Regions from separate parts of the Homo sapiens genome. Here region 1 is linked to region 2. The links are chromatin loops, found by intact Hi-C in ENCODE. Cell type or tissue: body of pancreas. All regions are shown on one strand. Each heading gives the region's core, and the rest is flanking DNA. Links, peaks and the distances in the headings are about the cores only.

Region 1 (9,186 bases), core at 1,187-9,186, 190 kb before region 2:
GCGCGATGGCTCATGCCTGTAATCCCAACACTTTGGGAGGCCAAGGTGGGCGGATCACGAGGTCAGGAGTTCGAGACTAGCCTGGCCAACATGGTAAAACCCCATCTCTACTAAAAATACAAAAATTAGCTGGGCGTGGTGGCGTGCACCTGTAATCCCAGCTACTTAGGAGACTGAGGCAGGAGAATCACTTGAACCTGTGAGGCAGAGGCTGCAATGAGCCGAGAACATGCCACTGCACTCCAGCCTGGGCGACAGGGCAAGACCCCGGTCTCAAACCCCAAAAAACAAAAATTAGCCAGGCGTGGTGGCAGGCGCCTATAGTCCCAGCTACTTGGGAGACTGAGACAGGAGAATCACTTGAACCTGTGAGGCAGAGGCTGCAATGAGCCGAGAACATGCCACTGCACTCCAGCGTGGGCGATAGGGTGAGACTCCGGTCTCAAACCCCAAAAAACAAAAATTAGCCAGGCGTGGTGGCAGGCGCCTGTAGTCCCAGCTACTTGGGAGACTGAGACAGGAGAATTGCTTGAATCCGAGAGGCAGAGGCTGCAGTGAGCCAAGATAGCGCTGCTGCACTCCAGCCTGGGCGAGAGAGCGAGACTTCCTCTCAAAAAAAAAGAAAATTAAAAGCCTAAGTGAATGGAAAGATCTCATGTTCACGGATTGGAATACTTAATATTGTTAAAATGGTAATGCTACTCAGTTGATTTATAGATCCCACACAATTCTTATCAAAATCTCAGCTGTCTTTGTTGTTGTTGCAGAAATTAGCAAGCTGGTCCTAAAAATAATATGGAAATGTAAAGAACCCAGAATACCTCAGATAATCTTGAAAAAGAAAAGCAAACCTGGAAGACTTACACTTTTCAATTTCAAAACTTAAAACTACAAAAGTGGCCAGGTGCGGTGGCTCACACCTGTAATCCCAGCACTTTGAGAGGCCGAGGCAGACAGATCACTTGAGGTCAGGAGTTCAGGACCAGCGTGGCCAACATGGTGAAACCCCATCTCTACTAAAAATACAAAAATTAGCCAGGTGTGGTGGCACACGCCTGTAATCCCAGCTGCTCAGGAGGCTGAGGCAGGAGAATTGCTGGAACCCAGGAGAGAGGTTGCAGTGAGCTGAGATTGCACCACTGCCCTCCAGCCTGGGCGACAGAGCAAGACTCTCTCCAAAAAAAAAAAAAAAAAAAAGCCGTACAAAATTATAATAATCAAGATATTGTGGTACTGGCATCAGGATAGACATACAGATCAATGGACTAGAATTGACCATCTAGAAATAAACTGTTAGATTTACTGTATAGTCAATTTATTTTGACAAGAGTGCCAAGTCGATTCAATGAGGAAAAGAATATTCTTTTTAATAAATGGTGCTAGAGGCTGGGTGCAGTGGCTCACGCCTGTAATCCTAGCACTTTGGGAGGCTGAGGTGGGCCGATTTCTTGAGGCCAGGAGTTTGAGACCAGCCTAGCCAACATGGTGAAACCCTGTACTAAGAATACAAAATAATTAGCCAGGTGTGATGGCACGTGCCTGTAATCCCATCTATTCGGGAAGCTGAGGCAGGAGAATTGCTTGAACCTCGGAGTTGGAGGTTGCAGTGAGCCGAGATTTCACCACTGCATATCAGCCTGGGTGACAGAGTGAGACTCTGTCTCAAAAATAAATAAATAAATAAGTCGTGCTAGAGCACTCTTTATTGGTGTTCTGCTTCTGAGATTTTTTTTTTAATTTTTAGAGACAGGGTCTCATTCTGTCACCCAAGCTGGAGTGTGGCGACGCCATCATAGCTCACTACAGCCTCAAACTCCTGGGCTCAAGCGATCCTCTTGCCTCAGCCACTTGAGTAGCTGAGATTACAGGTGTGCACTGCCACGTCCAGCTAATTTTAAAAATTTTTTGTAGAGACGGGGTCTATGTTGCCCAGGCTGGTCTTGAACTCCTGGCCTCAAGTGATCCTCCCGTCTCAGCCTCCCCAAGTGCTGGGATTATACAGCTGTGAGCCACTGCGTCCAGCCCTAAGATGATTCATACCTATCGGGGAAAACAGTGCCACTGGAGAGAACAGGCTGGCCTCTGCACTCTGGATTGGTGACAGGAGTTATCCAGGCCTGTCTGAAGGCAATAGCAGGTGTGTCCATGGGACTTCTTCCAGGACGGGTGGGTCTTGAGTTACAGACCTGAAAAGGTGCATAGGGTTCTGGGAACAGAGTGGGTCACGGGTGAGCCCAGGCCTTGGGGTGAGGCATACCTGGCTCTGTTTGGCTGAGTAGCTTCAGGCAGATCCCTTTTCCTTTCTGAGCCTCTGCTGCTGACCAGGGTGACGCTATTCCATGCTGGTCCACAGTGAGGAGACGGGAGGGAATGGTGGCCAGCACACTTGGCATGGGGCCTGGCCTGTGGCGTGGGCCCACCCCTGGCTGCTTTTGGTTTTCCTTGACCGGCCGCCCTGCCCCGGGCAGACAGATGCAGCTGGGGCCTTCCGGTGGCTGGAACCCTCAGAGCGACGGCTGCAGGTGCTGCAGGAGGGCGTCTTGTGCAGGACCTTGGCGGGGTGCTGGCCCCTGAGGCTCCTTGCCACCCCGGGTAGCCTGGCGGAGCTGCCTGTCACCCATCCTGCCGGAGTGAGGTGAGGGTGATGGGGGGGATGCCAGTCCAGGTGGTGGGCACTGTGGCAGGGCTGCCAGTCAGGCCCTCTTCTCTTCCCACTCCTCCAGGCCTCCCATCCCTGGACCGCCTTATGTGGCCTCCCCTGACCTCTGGTCCCACTGGGAAGACTCAGCCCTGCCCCCACCAAGCCTGAGGCCTGTGCAGCCCACCTGGGAGGGCTCCTCAGAGGCAGGCCTGGACTGGGCTGGGGCCAGCTTCTCCCCAGGGACTCCGATGTGGGCGGCCTTGGATGAGCAGATGCTGCAGGAGGGCATCCAGGCCTCGCTTCTTGACGGGCCAGCCCAGGAACCCCAGAGCGCACCATGGCTGTCCAAGTCCTCTGTCTCCTCTCTGCGGTAAGGTGGGGTGGGCAGAGGTGGGGTCCCCTGGTATAGGGGCCGGGGTGGCCCTGACACTCCCCACTTCTCCCCCCACCCCCAACAGGCTGCAGCAGCTGGAGCGCATGGGCTTCCCTACGGAGCAGGCGGTGGTGGCACTGGCAGCCACAGGCCGTGTGGAGGGTGCCGTGTCACTGTTGGTTGGAGGACAAGTGGGCACTGAGACCCTGGTGACCCATGGAAAGGGTGGGCCTGCCCACTCCGAGGGTCCTGGGCCTCCCTAGCCCAGGCAGAGAGTGGGGCACAGGCAGGCCCTTGGGTGCTAAGGGCTGGGCTGCATGTGGGTAGCCCGAGCTCCTACTCTGTCTAAAGAGGGCCACAGTGGGGAGCAGGGGCACCTCTGGAGGCAGGAGAGGCCCCCCAGCATGCTGCCCTAGTACGTGTTTAGAATAAAAACCAGTTTGTTTTTCAACCTGGACCTCCTTGGAGGCAGCAGTTGTGTTTGACTCTTCTGTGTTGGCATCAGGGGGATGAATGAATGAGTGAGCACCAAATGAATGACCAGTTGTGGGAGAGCTGTTCCCTGATGTCCAGAGACACAGGCTTCCTGGCCCTGCACCTTGCAGCCTATACCTCCAGGAGGCTCTGTCCTCCAGCACAGAGCATTCTCCACCGCCCATTTCTAGCCCTCTCCGTCGTAGCCTCATTCCCAGCTGCCCCCATCTAAGCACACACTGAGACCAAGCTGCGGGGAATCAGGTAGGGGCCTTTATTGGCCAGCACACATCTACCTCCTGGCATCTGTCACAAGCATTTGCAGGAGTAGGCGGCCCCTTCCTCTCCATGTCCCCATCCCCAACCTGAGATGCGGGAGGGCCTGGGGGCTCAGAGGGAAGAACTGAGGCAAGAAGCCCCCGGTGATCCAGTCAGAGGATTGGGCAGCCTGACCTCGGGGTGGGGAGCCCAGCACTGGACAACAAGGAGGGAGGGGCACAGGAGGGCTCCCCGAGGTTTGGTCGGGGAGGGGGAGGAAGACTGCCCCCTGCCCTGTCATCTCTGCATGTGCCGAGCCCCAGCTCCTGACTCCCTCAGTGCCTTTGGGCCTGGATGCTCAGACAGCAGATGAGACGAAGCCTTGTACCTCTATCCCTCCTTGAAGGCCTGCCTCCCCCCACTTCACAGAGGGAAACTGAGGCCCAAGCCTCTCCTCTCAGCCCTTGCTCAGCCTCAGACATGTGCATGGTGCCAGGACTGAGACCTGCTTACCCCTAAGGCCTAGATGGCAGAAGGGACCCTGAGGACATTAATAAATATGGACGGGCGGTCCCTGGAGGCAGCTGGCCGAGTCCAGGTAGGAGGGGAAGCCTGGCCTGGTCTGCCTCAGGGGCCGCCACCACCCTCAGCCTCTCTCGTCCCGGCTCCTGGGGGCCACGATCCGGTAGTTGGTTGCATGTCCGCCCCTCTTGCCCCGAAGGAGGCTGGGGGTGCCTGTGCCGGCAGGGCCCGCCCCAGACCCCAGCTCTGGTTCTGCCGGAGGGAAGAAGGAGAGAGGCCACATTAGAGGGGTTCATGTGAGGTGCCCACCTCCCCTTGGCCCTCTAGGGGGTGGCAGAACCGGGCACGCTCTGCCAGGTATAATCCACCCTGGTATCTGGCTGCAGAGCTGTGGGAAAGGGGGTCTGCAGATTGGTTGGTGCCTCACGCCAGGACTTACCAGCCCCCCAGCCCAAGGAGAGCACTCAGGGCCTCTGCTTCCTGCTTTGTCAGGTGGGGATAACCACACCCACCTCCTTTAGGAAGTGTTTAGATGCAGTGAATGCTTCATAGAAAGGCTGCTTCTTTTTCTATTCATTTTGGGGTGGAGGTGTGCCCTGAGTCATCCCCATTTGGTAGCTGGGTAAACTGAGGCCAGGGAACAGACATGGGCTAGGCCACCAGTTGGGGGAAAGAGCTTAGGAGGCCAGGCTCTGCCACTGACCTACTGTGCAGTCTTGGGCAAGCTGGACCTCTGTCAGGGCCTCAGTCATCTCATCTCTGAAACAGGGACAGTTCCGGATGGAACCAGAAAACTACTCATCCTTCAAAACCAAGGGTAGGAGCCATTTCCTCCAGGAAGCCTTCTGTGCCTATCATCTCAGCCCTTCCCAAAGTAAAATGAGCAGGCCAGGCAGGTCAGAAGAATAGGCTGTTTTTCTAGGGGGAGATGGACACTCAGGGAGGAGAGGGCCACGGTGGAGGACTTGGCTAAGCCTCCATAGGACAGATACTTGGGTTCTGGTAAACACCAGGTTCCCACTGAGGGCACTGCCATGGAGTGGGCTGTCCGTCGTAATCATGACTGCCAGTGCCCCGACCCTGTGTGGCCCAGCCTGCCCTGCACCTCTGGGCTGAGTTGAGGGCTCCCGGAGCAGACAGGCATGTGTGGTCACTGAAAGGGACATTCCATGCCTTAGGGAGCGTGGGAGGGGAGTGGCACAGAGCACTGGCCCCAATGCCAGCTGGGATCATGGCTTGGTCCCACTCTGCCAGTTATGTGGCCTTGGGCAAGTCATAGAACCTCTGAGCGTCATCTGGAACGTGGGCATAATAGTCCCATTTTCACACCCTTGTGATACATGTGTTTACCGTGACCAGGACTGGAAAGTGGTTTTCACGGGAAATGCTGGATTATTATGGTTACTAGGTTGGTGTCGCTTCCACCCAGGTCTCCTGCAGGTCTGGCCCCTGTGAGTTTGTCACAATCAAATTTGGGGCCCTGGATGAGTGGCAGAGTCAGCAAACCTTTGCTGATGCAGTCCAAAGGGCCAGGACTTTAGAGGGGAGACCTGAGGTGGACCCCTAGCCTGACCATTCCCATTCCTGTGACTCTGAAGCAGTCACAGGAGCCTCTGAGCTTCTGTTTCTTCACCTGTAAAATGGCCACGGCATCGCTCACCTAGCAAGTTTACTCCTCTAAGAGATTGGAGATGATCAATCCAGCCCAGGTGGGCCAGACACGTGGCAGCTGATACTATTATCATAATTATTGATTATAACCTAAACATGAACCCCATCTGGGTCTTCAGTAGCACCTGATGTGTATGTTGCGCCAATGGGGAGGGTCCCACCTCCTTCCCTGTCCCATTTCCCAGTCCCCCGACCTGTCCCTCCAAGCCCCGACCCAAGCTGGCTTGAGGGGCCACTGGCAGTGGGTGTGGGACTTCTGAGGTGTCTGGCACTTTTCTCCCTGGGCTGTCAGAGACAGAGCTGGCTGAAGGCAGGGACAGATCCAGGGACATGGTGGCTCAAATGTGTCCCTTCTAGCTCCTGCTCCAATCCTCAGAGAGGAGGTGGAGACACCTAAAAAGGTTCTGAGAGCCTGAGATTTGGTCCTTGGCCCCTCTCTGTAAGAGGGGAGGAGGTCTGGGAGCTAGGCACTGAAGTTTCTAGAAGTTAGAGAAGCATGTGGCACTGTGGGAGGAGCTTTGGAAGCAGACCCCACACCCTTCCCAGGCTCTGGGCCTCTGCACAGGCAGGACTCTCTCAAGGCTGCCCGACCCACTTCCCCACCTGGCACACTCATTGGGATCTTCCAGGACGCAACGCAGAGTCCCCTCTTCCAAGAAGCCTTCTCCAACCCCTAGGGACAAGTGACTCTTCCTCATCCATATCCTTCCATGCTCCCCTACCCCATATCTCCGTAGATACGATTCCCTGCCACTCATGGCCAGCTCCCCAAGGCCAGCACCTATCTGTACTCCAGAGCACCAGTGCCCAACAGGTCTGGCTTTCAATGAGTGCTCCCTACAGTTTTGCTGGATGAAGGAGGCTGGGCTCTAACCTTAACCCTTCTTCCTGCTTGGGATCTAAGTTTCTCAGTCTTTTTTTTTTTTTTTTTTTTGAGATGGAGTCTCGCTCTGTCACCCAGGCTGGAGTACAGTGGTGCGGTCTCGGCTCACTGCAACCTCTGCCTCTTGGGTTCAAGTGATTCTCCGCCTCAGCCTCCCGAGTAGCTGGGATTACGGGTGCCCGCCACCACACCCAACTAATTTTTAGTAGAGACGGGGTTTCGCCATGTTGCCCAGGCTGGTCTTGAACTCTTGACCTCAGGTGATCCATACGCCTCGGCCTCCCAAAGTGCTAGGATTACAGGTGTGAGCTAACATGACCGGCCTCTCAGTCTTTAAAATAGATGCGAGGTTGGACATGATATGGAGGCCTCTGTGCACTGATGTGCTCACTGGGCTGCGAGATAGGGCGGCTGGGCAGGTGAGGAATAGAGCTCAGCCCCTCGGGTGGCCAATCCCTTCCTTTCTTCAGGGCCAGCCACAGGCTCCAGTTTCATGGGGAGAGATTTTCTCAGCCTCACTCCCAGGAGCCAGACGCAAGGAGGGGTACCACCCACTGGTGTCTAACCACCTCCTGTACTACCCCAACCTGCCTTCTAGGACCTTCTCAATCTAGGCCCTGCCAGATTCTGTTGCTTCTAGGCTCCTTCTGGTCTCTTGGCCTTCGCTTATGCTGTTTCTCTGCCTGTTCACTCTCCCCAGATCCTTGCCCTTCAAGTCTTCACTTAGATATCACCTCCTCCAGGAAGACCTCCCTGACCCCCCTCCAACCTCCTCTGGGCCAGGCCAGAGGCACTTCTGTATTTCCATGGCTGCCTGTACTCCCTTTCCTGCAGTGTAGCTCACCTGGGTTTCTCTACCAGTGTCAGGGTTCTCCTGAGCCCCCCAGCACCCTACACTCCTCAAGGGCAGGACTGTGTCTGTCTTATCTTGTGGAGCCTGTCCCAGCAAGGTGCCTGGCACAGAGCAGGTGCGCATTCACTCAAGTGACCAGAGCCTTCTCTCTGCCAGGCACCATTTGCTGGCTGGCTGGCTGGATGAAGAATGAGTGTCCGCTGGCCTGGGCCAAGCATCGGAAGGCGCCTTCTGCATGCCCAGGCCTTTTCCAGGCCCTTCCTGGAAGAGGCTGCCCCTGCCTGCCCGCCCTGCCATTACCTGGCCAGATGATGGCTTCCAGGAGGGTGACCCGTCTGGCCAGGAGCTCCAGCTGAGCCTGCTGCTGCAGGAAGCTCTGTAAGCTAGGAGCCTGATGGGAGATGGAGAAGAGCAGACGGTGCGAGTCTGGCCTCCGAGGGCTGGGCTGGGGAGCCAAGCGGGGAGGGTGGGAGGGCACTGCCAGCTGGCGTCAGGGCAGGAGCCTGGGAGTGAGTCTCAGTACTGAGACCTCAGTTTCCCCTCCTATGGTGGGGACAGGGCTGGCCTGGCTCCTCAAATAACCACATGGGTGGAGAGTTTCTGGGTGAATGAATGCCTGGGGTGAGTGAGGGCCTGGCTCTCTTAGTCCCCTAAAGGGACCAACAGAACAGGTTAGGAGGACCAAAGGGAAAACTGCAAAGGGGACACCTGGGACCAGGAGGATCTGCCTTGTGAGAGCCTCTGGGGGCTTATGGGAGAGGAAAGTCAGAACTAGTAGGTGGTGTATTACCCAGAGTCCCCTGGGGCCTGAGCCTAGCTCTGTCACCCACAGTCCCCTGCCCTTCTGGAGTCTTGCTCCATGACCTATTGTCCTGCGGGCCTGACTCTGTTACCCATGATTTCTCTAGAGCTGAAGGCTGACTAGAGTCTGGATCCATTACCTATAATCCTCCTGTTGTCCTGAGCTGTGATTGGATTCCCCATGGTTCCTTGCACTCCAGGAGTCTGGCTCTGTTACCCACAATCCCACTGCTGGAGTGGAGTTTGGTTCCATTGCCCATAATTTCTTCCAAACTTAAAATCTTTCATCTCTGGTTCCCTGCAGGCCTAGAAACCACACTACCCATAATGCTTAGAGGCCCAGGTCTGACCACAGCAGCAGGGCCCGGGTTTCTAGGGCACCCCTGCACCCGTGGAGGAGGGAACCAGTCATTGAGGGAAGGGTGGTTGTGGCCTCTCAGGTCCATGCTTGCCTGGGGCAGGCACCTTCTCCAGCCTCATGACTGGGCTCAGGCCAGTTCCACCCCAGGAGGGCTTGGGGAAGGCTGGCAGGCAGGGGCTGGGCCGTCTGTCCGTCTGTCTGTCTCTACTCACCATAGAGCCCAATCATTGTTTCCAAGATTAAAACCCTCTCAGCTAAAATCTTCAAAGCCTCGCGTAGCTGGTGCAACCCCTCCCCCTGTGGAGGAAAGAGACAGATGCAGCCGTGAAGGGGGCAGGGGAGGGGACCC
Region 2 (8,243 bases), core at 244-8,243:
CCAGGTGTCAGGGCATGCGCCTATAATGTCAGCTACTTGGGAGGCTGAGGCAGGAGAATCACTTGAACCCGGGAGACAGAAGTTGTAGTGAGCAGAGATAGTGCCATTGTCCTCCAACCCAGGCAAGAGTGAGACTCTGTCTCAAAAAAAAAAAAAAAAAGACGGGGTTTGATATGTTTGATATGTTGCCCAGATTGGATTGCAGTGACTATTCACAATCATGGCACACTACAGCCTCGAATTCCTGGGCTCCAGCAATCCTCTCACCTCAGACTCAGTAGCTGGGGCTACAGATGCTTGCTACTGTACCTGATGCCTCCTTATTCTGTCATTAGGCCAGGTATGGTGGCTCACATTTGTAATCCCAGTACCTCGGGAAGCTGAGGTGGGAGGATCTCTTGAACCCAGTATTTTGAGGTTACAGTGAACGAGGATACAGCCACTGCAACCCAGCCTGGGCAACAAGAAAGCCAGACCCTGTCTCTAAAATTAATAATAATAGCCTGGGCACGGTGGCTCATGGTTGTAATCTCAGTACCTTGGGAGTCCGATGCTGGCAGATCACCTGAGGTCAGGAGTTCGAGTCCAGCCTGGCCAATATGGCAAAACCCCAGTTCTGCTAAAAATACAAAAATTAGCCGGGCGTGGTGGCTCATGCCTGTAATCCCAGCTACTTGGAAGGCTAACGCAGGGTTCAGCTACTTGAACCCTGGTGGTGGAAGTTGCAGTGAGCCAAGGTCATGTCACTGCACTCTAGCCTGGGCGAGAAAGCGAGAGTCTGTGTCAAAAAAGAAAGAAAAGAGAAGAAAAAAGAAAATTAATAATAATAATTAATAAAAAATAAAATAATAGGTTTCTGTCACCAAATGCTTACTGAGTGGTCCAGAGCTGGGACTGGAATGGGGCAAGTGAAGTATGTGCCTCAGGCACAGAGTTTAAGAGGATTTTTAGAAAACACAATAAAAAATCCAGTAATCAAGATAAATATTATTTAATAGATATTTTATACATTTAATAAATATATTTAGTAAATAGTATTTAATGCAATATTTTAAAATAATTTTTTAACATCTAAATGAATGCAAAAAAATCCATTATGAACAGACTGTCCCAGCTTTAAATGAAGATAGGATCTGTATTCCCGATTTTCCTTCAGCCTCGGGTTTGAGGCTGCACTGTATCATTACTGAGTCTCCCAGGATTCTGGCTCAGACAACTAGTCATGGGAAATTCAAGAGAGGCAGTCATTTGCTTGTTCTGATGGGGGTGAAGGAAGAGAAAGACTCTGGTCTTGAACATAATGAGTTAGAGTTGTCTGTGGGGCATCCAGGTGGGCACCTCTGAAGACTCACAGTAGGGTTTGGGTTAGCATTGAGGAGGCGTTGGCTGGGCGCGGTGGCTCCCGCCTGTAATCCCAGCACTTTGGGAGGCCGAGGCAGGTGGATCACCTGAGGTCAGGAGTCCAAGACCAGCCTGGCTGACATGGTGAAACCCTGTCTCTACTAAAAATACAAAAATTAGCTGGGCATGGTGGTGAGTGCTTGTAATCCCAGTTACTCAGTAGGCTGAGGCAGGAGAATTGCTTGAACCCAGGAGGCGGAGGTTGCAGTGAGCCAAGATCGTGCCACTGCACTCCACCCTTGGCAGCAGAGCGAGACTGCATCTCAAAAAAAAAAAAAAAAAAAAAAAAAAAAAAAAAAAAAAAGAAAAGAAAAGAAAAGAAAGAAAGAAAGAAAGGAGGAAGTGTGGGACATCTGCGGGAGTCAGGTGAGAACTGGTGGGAAGGCACACAGGACACCATTATTTTGCATACTTGGCCCATGATTGGTGCATATTCAGCACATGTGGTCCAAATCATTGGTCCTCCGAGTTTGCATCACAGTTCAGGAATCTTTTCCAATTCTTTCCCATCCAAAGTGTTTCTCTTTTGCATCATGAACCTCAGATATGTTCCCACATGGGTATGGAAGTTTACTGCTTGGGTGTTAAAACAAAAACATCTGAGGAAATTAAAAGCAACTAAATTCCACTAGAATTGCATGGGTGGGGCAGGGCCATAAAGGTGGAAGACAAGAATTAATAGAAATTGACTCAATTTCTTCTTTATTAGCTGATCCACCAGAAGGAGAATAAGAGCTAAGAGAAGCTAAAAAGAAGAAAGGTCGTAGTAAAGGAAAGACAAAAAAAAAAGGAAGAAGGAAGATTATACGAGCTAAAAATACTGTGAGGAAAGTTTGGCTAAACATCAAAGAAGGACAGATGTGTTTGCAAATAGAAGCGGTGGTTTAGATATGTCAGGAAGCACAGCTCCAAATGATGGGTGGAAAATAAAGGTTAGTGAGACTGAGCTCAGCAGAATAAAAAAGCTTCATGGGAGAATCAAACTAAGGAAGAGGTCTTTCAGCAACATGGAAGCCCTACTGCTTCAACCCCGAGTTCCCCAGATCAAGTGCTGGCACCCATGATGGAAACTCTTGCCATGGTTTTAGTACCCTGGACCAAGTAGTCATTCCATCCTGACTTTAAAATTCTAAACAGCCTTTGATGGGACAATCTCTGCTAAAGACTAACCACTTCCTTATCTTATCTTCAGCTACCTGCTTCCCTTTCCGTTTAACAAAGCATAGAATATTCTGAACAACTCCCGTAACCAGGGGATGTAGCTCCTCTACATTCAACACTTCTGTGAGGTCAATCGATCTGACAAATATATAATGAAGATGGATCATGAAAGTCTGATACCCAAGTCAGATCAGAAACTTTCCCTACTTCCAAGAGGCTCATTGCTTGGCCTCATACACTAGATTTTTTTTTCTTTGTTCTTTTTCTTTTTTGTAGAGATGGGGTCTTGCTTTGTTGCCCAAGCTCATCTTGAACTCCTGGATTCAAGTGATCCTTCTGCCTCAGCCTCCCAAAGTGCTGGGATTATAGGTGCGAGCCACCACACCGGCCATAAACCAGATTGATGTACATGAATGACCTGAGACAAAGATCATATCAAATGTTGCATTACATCACTTAGACCATGAGCAACAGGAGCTCAAGAAAGGGTCAGATGAGTAAATGGACCATAATATTAATAACATTCACATGGTCAGGCGCAGTGGCTCACGCCTGAAATCCCAGCACTTTGGGAGGTGAAGGCTGGTAGATCACGAGGTCAGGAGTTCGAGACCAGCCTGGCCAACATGGTGAAACCCCCATCTCTGCTAAAAATACAAAAATTAGCCGGGCGTGGTGGTGCACACCTGTAATCTCAGCTACTCGGGAGGCTGAGGCAGGAGAATTGCTTGAACCCAGGAGGCGGAGGTTGCAGTGAGCTGAGAATGTGCCATTGCACTTCAGCCTGGGTGACAGATTGGGACTCCATCTCAAAAAAATAAATAAGTAAAAAATAACTTTCACATGGGTTAGGTGTGTTGGTTCACAGCTGTAGTCCCAGCACTTCGGGAGGCCAAGGAGGATCACTTGAGACCAGGAGTTCCAGACTAAGCTGAGCAACACAGGGAGACCTCATCTCTACAAAAAAAAAAAAAAAAAAAAAAAAAAAAAAAAAAAAAAAAAAAAAATCACTGGGCAAAAACAAGCCTGTGATCCCAGCTACTTGGGAGGCCAAAGTGGGAGGATTGCTTGAGCCCAGGAGGTCGAGGCTCTCATGAGCCGTGATCACACCACTGCACTCCAGCCTGGGTGACAGACTGAGACCCTGTCTTGAAACAAAAACAAAAACACAAAAAAGCAAATATTCATTGAGTGCTTACTATATACACCAGGAGCCATGCCAAGTATTTCAGATGCATTGTCCCACTTCAAACTCACAATAACCCTTAGGTAGGCAGTATGACTAGGCCCATTTCACAGCTGAGGAAATTAAGGTTCAGGGGTATGAATTCACTTGCCTAATGAAAGATGGATCTGGGATGCCATCACAGGCAGATTCCCTCCTGGGCCTAGAGAAAGTCTCATGACAAGGACAGGACTAGAACTGGGCCCGGGTATGGTAGATGGATGGGCTGACCAACAGAGAGGCCAGGCATCACGGTGATAACTGTGAGTGTTTAAGAACAGGGGCAGTAGGGCTGGGTGTGGTGATTCACACCTGTATTCCTAGCACTTTGGGAGGCCAAGGCAGGTGGATCACCTGAGGTCAAGAGTTTGAGACTAGCCTGGCCAACATGGTGAAACCCCATCTCTACTAAAAATACAAAAATTAGCCCGGCATGATAGTGCGTGCCTATAATCCCAGCTACTTGGGAGGCTGAGGCAGGAGAATCCCTTGAACCTGGGAGGTGGGGGTTGCAGTGAGCCAAGATCGTGCCACTGCACTCCAGCCTGGGTGACAAGAGTGAAACTCCGTCTCAAAAACAAAAACAAAAACAAGGGCAGTATAGACTTTGGTTGGGTTCAGCCTTTGTTGGTTACTTGAGGCATGATACTTGAGCAACTTGTGCCTCAGTTTCTTTATCTGTAAAACAGGGAACAGTGCTCAAACTCATAGGATGGTTGGTAGCATTTCATGACATGATGCTAATAAAGTGGCTAGAACAGTGCCTGGCCTTCAGGAAGCATTCAATAAATATTAGTTTTATTGACATAGGAGAAATAGCTTAGAACAAAGTACCCTGGGTTAGTTCTAAGGAAGGCTGAGGGTTACCTGTTGTGGCATAGTCAATTGAAGTGAGTTACAATGAAGGCAGAGAAGGCAGAATTTGATAGAACTTGAAGAGTATGTATCAAGTGCTGCCCATGTGAACAGCTCTCTGCTGGAAGAAGGAGATTGAGGCTGAGCACAGGCTCACGCCTGTAATCCCAGCACTTTGGGAGGCCAAGGTGGGTGGATCACTTGAGGCCAGGAGTTTGAGACCAGCTGGGCCAACATGGTGAAAACTCATCTCTACTAAAAATACAAAAATTAGCTGGGCTTGGTGGTCCGCGCCTGTAATCCCAGCGTCTTGGGTGGCTGATGCACGAGAATTGCTTGAACCCCAGGAAGCGGAGGTTGCAGTGAGCCGAGATCGCACCACTGCACTCCAGCCTGGGGGACAGAGTGAGTAAAAGACCAAGCAGAGTCATTGAGTAAAAGACCTAGCAGAGTAAATCTAACGGATGAGTGTGTGGAAAGATGAGGTGCAGGAAAGCCAAACTCAAGATGGAGAAGGAGAAAAGAGAAACAGATGACCTACTCCTATTATGCCTTTTTTTGCTTGACATTTCCCTCCTGTCCCTGCTTTGCAGAGTAAAGACAGATGGTAATTTCCAGGTAGCCCAGGAGCCCGGTGCCATTTTTCCAAGACTGACCAGCTTTGAAAAGACTCTTGCCTGCCCAGTCTCCAGACATTCGCAAACTCTTCCCAAAGACAAACCCTTTCCAAAGCCCTGCTCTAAAATCGACCCAGCTCTTAGGAGGTGAGGCCAGGGCTCGCCACTGAAAGGGAGCAATTGTCCTCTCAACTGTCTGTGGGTCCAGCTGCCATAGGCCTGGAGGTGGTTCCACCACAGCCTGTGGTGCGGTCCGCCTGCAGGCTCTGATTCACTCCAGGGACAACACTTAAAAACGCAAGCAGGCAACACATGCGATTCCAGGAGCCCCTGCCAGATTCATACTCTGTTTTTCCATCATTTCACTGGCCTCCCCCTCAGGAGGGAGGCTCCTGAGGCATTTTACAAATAAAAGAATCAAACCCACCAACAGGACGAGCACCTGATAAGCAGTGAGGCATTGCCCAAGAGTTCCCAGGAAGAGGCGGCTTTGTTCTCCTTTCAAGCCCTTGACACTGCTAACAGCTCTAATTACTGCATTTGCCATGGGATGTAAAAGAAACCCACATTCCAGAAACCATGTAGTCTTCCCGGGAGAGACATGCAGGGAAAGGTGCCCAGGTCTGCAGGAACGTGTTCTTTCATTCCTGGTCCCTAACCTTGGCAGCTGTTCTGAGAACTTAACAGTGCCTCCTTTATGTACATGAAGGAGGGCACTTTTGCACATGTAGGGATGCATCTCACTACCCATATCCCCAAATCTGGTCTGCATATTTGACTACATTTCCTGCAAAACATACTTCTTAAGAACATGAAGATCTTCAAAATTCATCCAAGCCATTTTGGGGGAAATGAGGACTTCAGAAGTTTCTGAGGCTAGAAGCAAAACCGTATAGAACTTCTTCCCACATAATTTAACTATAAAATCTGATGATGTAACACCCACCCACACCCACATCACAAACCAAAGTGACATCACAAATACTAGAGATAATGGCTCAAAGCTGCCTGCATTGAGCCCACATCTAAACAAACAGCAATTTGCCCATATGTGACTAAGGCAGAGAAAGACAGGTGACTAGAAATATTAAAACAAAAACAAAAAAAAAGAGAGAGAGAGAAAAAGGAAAGAGAAAATACATATTTCTTCCCCTTACTAAGCTAGCGAAAATAAAATTTAAGGCAACTGAAATATGGTAAGGTGATTTTATTTCTATAGATGACATTTCTTAGAAAGCCAGATCTCTTTAAATATGTGATTCTAATCTATCCAAATTGTTCTGTTGCTCTTAGTTGGTCCCAGGAAATGGAGGCCGGCAGCATTAATGTTTTCGTGTTGCTTTTATGGTCCCCAGAGTATATTGATTTCCCTGTGAATGAGCTCTTCTTGGTGCATGGCAGTTGGTTAGAAAGTGTATTCAGCCGAACATGGTGGCTCATGCTGGTAATCCCAGCACTTTGGGAGGCTGAGGCGGGCGGATCATCTGAGGTGGGGAGTTCGAGGCCAGCCTGACCAACATGGAGAAACCCTGTCTCTACTAAAAATACAACATCAGCTGGGTGCGGTGGTGCATGCCTGTAATCTCAACTACTTCGGAGGCTGAGGCAGAAGAATCCCTTGAGCCCGGGAGGCGGAGGTTGCAGTGAGCCAAGATCACGCCATTGCACTCCAGCCTGGGCAACAAGAGCTAAACTCCGTCCCCCCCACACACAAAAAAAGAAAGTGTAAAGCGTATTCAGGGCTTGGCAGAACTTACCGGCTGTCATGTCTGTGTTGCAGCATGGTTGAGTGTCTACAGCTCATATGGAAGTCTTGAGTGACCCTGCCGTCCGTATCTTTCCAGCAGGCAGGAATTGTCTTCAATTCCTTGTGAACCCTCCCTGACCCCCGACTTCCTGCCCTGGCATGCTATGTTCTTTGAGAGCCTGAATATTACTGTAACCTTGTGGAGTGACTATCTCCTCCCTACTTGGTATAAAAGGCTTTGGTGAACAGGAGAGGACATATAGTAAATTTCTAAGAACTGGGTGGAAGGAATGGCCTATAAAAAGATGTTAATATTTTGCCTTCAAAGTAGACCTTTTATTCTCTGCTGAAGAACGGTCCTTTTAAAATTCATTTCTCCCTCCTTATAATTCTAGCACCCAATCAATGTGAGACGAGACCCCAGCATCCCTATCTATGGACTCCGACAGTCCATCTTATTAAATACCAGGCTTCAGGACTGCTATGTGGACTCACCGGCTCTCACCAACATCTGGATGGCCAGAACATGTGCAAAGCAGAACATTAATGCCCCAGCACCAGCTACCACTTCCTCTTGGGAAGTTGTAAGGAACCCATTAATTGCCAGTTCCTTCTCCCTGGTTAAGCTTGTACTCAGGCGGCAACTGAAGAATAAGTGCTGCCCACCACCATGCAAGTTTGGAGAAGGAAAACTCTCGAAGAGATTAAAGCACAAGGACGATTCAGTGATGAAAGCCACCCAGCAGGCCAGGAAAAGAAACTTCATCAGTTCCAAGAGCAAGCAGCCAGCAGGGCATAGGAGGCCTGCAGGAGGCATCAGAGAGGTAGACGAGGACCAGTGGTGGGGAAAATGTGACTGGCGAGGGGAGGGAAAAGGTAAAGCCAGAGAACACTTAACGGTTGAGATTATATGGCGTGCGGCTACCGCCTATAATCTCAGCACTTTGGGAGGCCAAGCAGGGAGGATCACTTGAGCTCAGAGAGTTCAAGACCAGCCTGGGCAACATAGGGAGACCTCATCTCTACTAAAAAAAAAAAAAAAAAGCCAGGCATGATGCACATGCCTGTGATCCCAGCTACTTGGGAGGCTAAGGAGGGAGGATTACTTGAACCCAGGAGGTTGAGGCTGCAGTGAGCCATGATTGCACTACTGCATTCCTGATTGGGCAACAGAGCAAGACCCTGTCTAAAAAATAAAAAAAAAAAAAAAAAAAAAAGAAAAGAAAAAAAGATCTAT

Evidence for each region. A loop is a pair of places that touch in the nucleus more often than their neighbours do. Peaks named below come from ENCODE experiments on the same cell type or tissue, not always from the same donor. Only the 100,000 strongest peaks of a DNase experiment are listed, where the experiment ranks them.
Region 1: it touches region 2 in a loop (2.6-fold over the local background); 16 of 110 quality-filtered maps call a loop at or near these places.

The regions. Positions count from the first base shown.
Region 1 is chr22:29,254,151-29,263,336 of GRCh38, reverse strand. It overlaps EMID1 (EMI domain containing 1), which reads right to left. Exons shown (of 15, transcript NM_133455.4): 14 at 9,050-9,134; 15 at 3,740-4,520. The coding sequence ends at 4,393. RHBDD3 (rhomboid domain containing 3) reads left to right here. Exons shown (of 7, transcript NM_012265.3): 5 at 2,473-2,635; 6 at 2,724-3,011; 7 at 3,100-3,465. The coding sequence ends at 3,277. Among named protein-coding and RNA genes, the nearest start is that of RHBDD3, 9.2 kb to the left of the region's middle. RefSeq lists enhancers at 2,033-2,886, 2,887-3,741. In body of pancreas, for the core only: no CTCF peak of the experiment used is centred there; a DNase peak (open chromatin) is centred at 5,486.
Region 2 is chr22:29,060,002-29,068,244 of GRCh38, reverse strand. C22orf31 (chromosome 22 open reading frame 31) reads left to right here and starts at 6,414. Exons shown (of 3, transcript NM_015370.2): 1 at 6,414-6,455; 2 at 7,402-7,830. The coding sequence starts at 6,453. RefSeq lists an enhancer at 5,277-6,044. In body of pancreas, for the core only: no CTCF peak of the experiment used is centred there; no DNase peak of the experiment used is centred there.